Regions from separate parts of the Homo sapiens genome. Here region 1 is linked to region 2. A link is an interaction called in ENCODE POLR2A ChIA-PET data of the cell type or tissue named here. Cell type or tissue: GM12878. All regions are shown on one strand. Links, peaks and the distances in the headings refer to the core of each region. The heading gives the core; the rest is flanking DNA.

Region 1 (2,817 bases), core at 219-2,718, 52 kb before region 2:
CAGCCACTCAGGAGGCTAAGGTGGGCAGATCACTTGAGCCCAGGAGGTCGAGGCTGCAGTGAGCTGTAAGCATGCTGCTGCACTCCAGCCTAGGCACCTGTGTCGAAAAAAAAAAAAGAGAGAGAGAGAAGCCCAAACAGGAAGTCCAAATAAGATGGTAATACACATTTACATGTATTGTAAACTTTAAGGACTTAAGAAATGGTACTTTTTGAATTAAATGCTGCGAAATCAATCAAAATAAAGAATTCAGTAACAGAAAAACGCAGGTGAAAGGGACCAGTGTAGTTACCAACCCCATGTAAATGCATAAATAAAACCAAACCACCATGAATGCTATAAGCTTTTATATATATATATTTAATAATATATGCTGTCATTGCCAAGTGGCACACGTGTGTGTGTGTGTGTATTATTTTCTTGTTGCCATTGGTCCTATTTTTACATTATCAGGATTTATATATAAATTTACATTGTCAGGATTTTACATTGTTATTTTCTGTATTGTCGTAATTTTACATTATCAGGATTTCTATGTTAAAAAAGAATAACCAATTACTAAATATATCTATATTTATGATTAGAAAATGGGAAGGGAATGGAGGGAAAGGGAGAGAGGTACTAAGGAATACATATGTGTTTATTCCCTCATCCTGGACATCAGGAAGTCAGTGGGTTCTATCAAGAGTCTCAAAACTATTTAGAGGTTTTTATAGATTTTCTTCTCTCAACTTTAGGACTCTTTTAGAAATTAATCTCTTCTTGCGATAAATGTCTATCTATAGGTCAATAATTTCTTCAATATTACCTTAGCTGGGTTGTCATTCATATGCAACTTGCAACTTAAAGTATATAAATGGCACATCTATTACAACCTCAGATTTCAGCCCGCATGCATGCACTGAAAGGTGGATGCAAGGATGCCCAACGTTGGGAGACATCTGTAGGTGGTGGTTGTTATTACTAAGTAGTAGAATATTTTCAACTTTCTTTTATGTACTTTGATTTTTTAAATTATGAAAAAAGGCCATGTATCCTAAAGTAACATAGGAAAATAAAATAGAAGGCATTAGACACTACCTTCTTGCTCTCCAAAGACAACCACTGCTAACAATTTGCTGTGTATTCTTTCAGACTTAGGCTACACCACCATATACTATACAGAAATGGAATCATCCTTGTATAACTGATGGCCACTTAGCATAGTCTGAACACTAGATAACTCGTTCCCACCACCATACCTCTTTTCGTTTTCCCCCTCAAATATAAATAATGCTGCCTAGGTATGAGCTGAGAGGAGTGAAAAAAACAAAAAGTAAAAAAAAGAAATTATGAATATTTAAAAGTCTTTTTAAAAATAAATAAAAAGAAAAAACAATGCTGCCATTGCCAGGCGGTGTGAACCTGTAGCCCCAACTGTTCTGGGGGATGAAGAGGGAAAATCTCTTGAGCCCAGGAGAGTCTGAGGCTGCAGTGAGCTATGATCGCACCATGGCACTCCAGCCTGAACAATAGAGGAAGACCCCATCTTAAAAAAAAATTAATTTAAAAAGAATACTTTGCACTCTCCTTGTACATCTGTGGAAGTATATCTAGAATATAAACTATAAACTGAACTGTAAGTCAAAGGAACATATATATCAAGCCACAAAATGTTTACTTCAATGTATTATCCCAGAAACACTGTAGGCAACTATTTCCCTACAGCCTTGCTAACACTGGGTACTTTTACTGCTGGCTAACACTGGGCATCCTTCTGCCACTGGCAATTTATCTTTGGTGCATTTACATATTTTTATTCCCCCACCCCGTTTTTTTTACATTGAGTGATTCTCTTTTTTCTGATTATTTGGATGGGCTTTTTAAGCATTGTGGCCTTCTTTCTTTTTTTGGAGACAGAGTTTCACTCTGTGGCCCAGGCTGGAGCGCAGTAGTGTGTTCATGGCTCACTGCAACCTCCGCCTCCTGGGCTCAAGCAATCCTCCCACCTCAGCCTCCTGAGTAGCTGGGACCACAGGCACAAACCACCATGTCTGTCTTTTTTTTGTATTTTTGGTAGAGACAAGGTCTTCCTACGTTGCCCAGACTGGTCTTGAACTCCTGAGCTCGCCCCCCAACCCTGCCCACCCAAGTGCCGGGATTACAGGTGAACCCAGCCAATTTGCCCAATGTTTGTTGCTATTACTTAGAGTCTAAGGGATGAAGGCAATATTTACATTTAAACCCCTAATTTTCCTAGGCTATTAGTGTGCGATTCAAATGTGTGTCTATAAAGTTTATTATAATTAAAGCAAAAGTTTGAAATTTGAAAATTAGCAACATAATTTTTCTTTTTTATATTTTGATTGGACTAAGTGTGGTATGAAACTCAAAAGCCAAACAAGTCAGAATGACAGCTTTGTCTACATTTTGAAATGCAACAATCTGAATGACAGGTTTCTAACATATGACCAAGTATTAAACTACTTTTAATGGAAGTATAAGAAGTGGATTCACATAAAATGCACAAAGTTAAAAACTGGAACAGGTAATACAAATACAAGATGTTCTACTCACAAACACATATTAAGATGGTGTTGATTCCTCATTCCTCTAAGTAGTCTCCACCCACTTCTTGACATAAGAAAGAAAGAATAATGTAAGCAGCAGACCATGCCAGGTCCAATCCAAGATTTCTTCCAAAGGGGAACAACAGGTGTGATTATGTCAAAGTAGCTGTGATCTGCTGACACTAACTCACCCTCTGTTGTATCTTCCTATCATGCCTTGAACTCCTCCTCAAACTCTTCCCTAAGATGGCATTAGGAGATTATATTT
Region 2 (2,817 bases), core at 61-2,560:
GTGTGTGAACAACTGAGGAATAGGGTCTGTTCTAGATAAAATAGGGAAGGCCTTTGAAAAGATTTTAATTAGAATGAGATTACAAACAGGATATGCCATTTGATGATTCTGGGGACGAGCATTCCAGGCAGAGCAAATGGTTACTGCTAAAGCCCAGTGGTAGGAAAGACTCTCAATTGAGAATTATCAGCTGCTACAAAGAAAGACTAGAAAGGGTGGGGTGGGATGCGGTGGCTCAAGCCTGTTATTCCAACACTTTGGGAAGCTGAGGCAGGAGGATTTCTTGAGCCCAGGAGTTTGAGGCCAGTCTGGGCAGCATCGTGAGACCCACCCCACCCTCTCCCCCACGGCCCGCAAGTCCCAGCCGTCTCATTTTTTTAAATAATAAAAAATAAATTTAAAATTTAAAAAAATAATAAAAAGGCCAGAAAGGAGATCAGCATGGATGGGCAGCTCCATTACAGCCTAATGAAAAAGCGGCTGTAAGTGGAGGTGGGAGAGGCAGGCAGGTGTCATCTCAGAGGACCCTGTTGACCACAGTGAAGAGTTCAGAATTTCATTTAGTTGCAATAAATAAAAGCCTTCGGAGGAGAGTGATCTGGATTACTTGTTTTTTCTTTCTTTCTTTCTTTGAGACAGAGTTTCACTCTGGTCGCCCAGGCTGGAGTGCAATGACGTGATCTCGGCTCACTGCAAACTCCGCCTCCTGGATTCAAGTGATTCTCCTGCCTCAGCTTCCTGAGTAGCTAGGATTACAGGTGTGCAAAACCGCACCCTACTAATTTTTGTATTTTTAGTAGAGACGGGGTTTCACCATGTTGGCTAGGTTGGTCTCGAACTTCTGACCTCAGGTGATCCACCCACCTCAGCCTCCCAAAGTGCTGGGATTTTAGGCGTGAGTCCCTGTGCCCCACCAGAGTTACTTTTTTTTTCTTTTCTTTTTTTTTGAGATGGAGTCTTGCTCTGTCGCCAAGGCAGGAGTGCAGTGGTCACTGCAAGCTCCACCTTCCGGGTTCATGCCATTCTCCTGCCTCAGCCTCCCAAGTAGCTGGGACTACAGGTGCACGCCACCACGCCCGGCTAATTTTTTTTTTTTTTTTTTTTTGTATTTTTAGTAGAGACGGGGTATCACCGTGTTAGCCAAGGTGGTCTTGATCTCCTGACTCTTGATCCTCCCAAAGTGCTGGGATTACAGGTGTGAGCCACTGTGCCTGGCCGTTTTTTTTTTTTTTTTTAGACGAAGTCTTGCTCTGTTGCCATGCCAGAATGCAGTGGCACTGACTGCAACCTCCACCTCTTGGGTTCAAGTTATTGTCCTGCCTTAGCCTCCCAAGTAGCTGGGATTACAGGCACCCACCACCACGCCCAGCTAATTTTTGTGTTTTTAGTAGAGACGGGGTTTCATCATGTTGGCCAGGATGGTCTCAATCTCCTGACCTTGTAATCCTCCCGCCTCAGCCTCCCAAAGTACTGGGAATACAGGCGTGAGCCACCGTGCCTGGCCACCAGATTTACATTTTTTAAATCTCATTTTGTAATTTATTGAAAAGAGGGCTGGGTGTAGTGGCTCACGCCTGTAATCTCAGCACTTTGGGAGGCTGTAGTGGGAGGAGCGCTTGAGCCCAGGAATTCTAGACCAGCCTGGGCAACATGGTGAGACCCCGTCTCTTAAAAAAATGGAAAGAAAAAAAGAGGGAAAAAAATAAAAGAGAAAACATTGCTAGAAGACAAGTTAGAAGTCTATCACAGAAGATAAGGCAAAGTTCCTGATGGTTTGAACCAGAATAGGAGCAAGGATGATAAAATTTGTCAGGAGAGTGGAATGGGAAAGGATTTGAAATACAGTTTTAAATTTAAATGGAAAGGTCTTGCTAATAAATGTGGGTGGGGGGAAGGGGAAGAATCAAGGATGATTCCTGGGTTTATGACTTCTGGAATAACTGGTTTGATTTCAAAATGGGGAAGAGTATAGGGTTTGGAGTGATACCAAGTCATCTATTTTGGATGAGTTATGTTTTGTTTGTTTATTAGACATCCAATCAGAGGTGTCACATTAGCATATGCTAATAAGACAAGCTCAGCAAAGAGACCAAAGCTACAGACATAAATTTGTAGAGGTCAGTGTTAGGTTTCCTGGGGAGAATGTGTAATGATGTTTAAAAACAAAACAAAAAAGCAGCCCGGGCAACATAGTGACATAGTGAGACTCCCTCTCTACAAAAAAATGAAAACAATTTACCTAGGCATGGTGGCGCATGCCTGTAGTCCTAGCTACTCAGGAGACTAAGGCAGGAGGATGGCTTGAGCCCAGGAGTTTAAGGCTACAGTGAGCTATGATAGCACCACCACACTCCAGCCTGAGTGACACAGTAAGACAATATCTGTAAAAAAAAAAAAAAAAATTAAAAATAGGCCGGGTGCTGTCGCTCACACCTGTAATCCCAGCACCTTGGGAGGCTGAGGCAGGTGGATCACCTGAGATCAGGAGTTCGAGACAGGCCTGGCAAGCATGGTGAAACCCCTTCTCTACTGAAAATACAAAATTAGCCAGGTGTGGTGGCAGGCGTCTGTACTCCCAGCTACTCGGGAGGCTGAGGTGAGAGAATCACTTGAACCTGGGAGGTGGAGGGTGCAGTGAGCCAAGATCGCACCATTGCACTCCAGCCTGGGTGACAGAGTGAGACTCCATCTCAAAAAAAATAAAAATAATAAAAAATAAAAAATAGGCCTGGCGCTGTGGCTCATGCCTGTAATCCCAGCACTTTGGGAGGCTGAGGTGGGCGGATCACTTGAGGTCAGGAGTTCGAGCCCAGCCTG

The links. Peaks named below come from ENCODE experiments on the same cell type or tissue, not always from the same donor. Only the 100,000 strongest peaks of a DNase experiment are listed, where the experiment ranks them.
Region 1: POLR2A ChIA-PET joins it to region 2 with 9 read pairs; 15 of 35 experiments call an interaction of 5 or more read pairs at or near these places.

Annotation. Positions count from the first base shown.
Region 1 is chr17:4,319,619-4,322,435 of GRCh38, forward strand. All of the region lies in intron 1 of UBE2G1 (ubiquitin conjugating enzyme E2 G1), which reads right to left. Among named protein-coding and RNA genes, the nearest start is that of UBE2G1, 46 kb to the right of the region's middle. In GM12878, for the core only: no CTCF peak of the experiment used is centred there; no DNase peak of the experiment used is centred there.
Region 2 is chr17:4,371,812-4,374,628 of GRCh38, forward strand. No RefSeq gene overlaps it. Among named protein-coding and RNA genes, the nearest start is that of UBE2G1, 6.5 kb to the left of the region's middle. In GM12878, for the core only: no CTCF peak of the experiment used is centred there; no DNase peak of the experiment used is centred there; H3K27ac peaks cover 954 bases.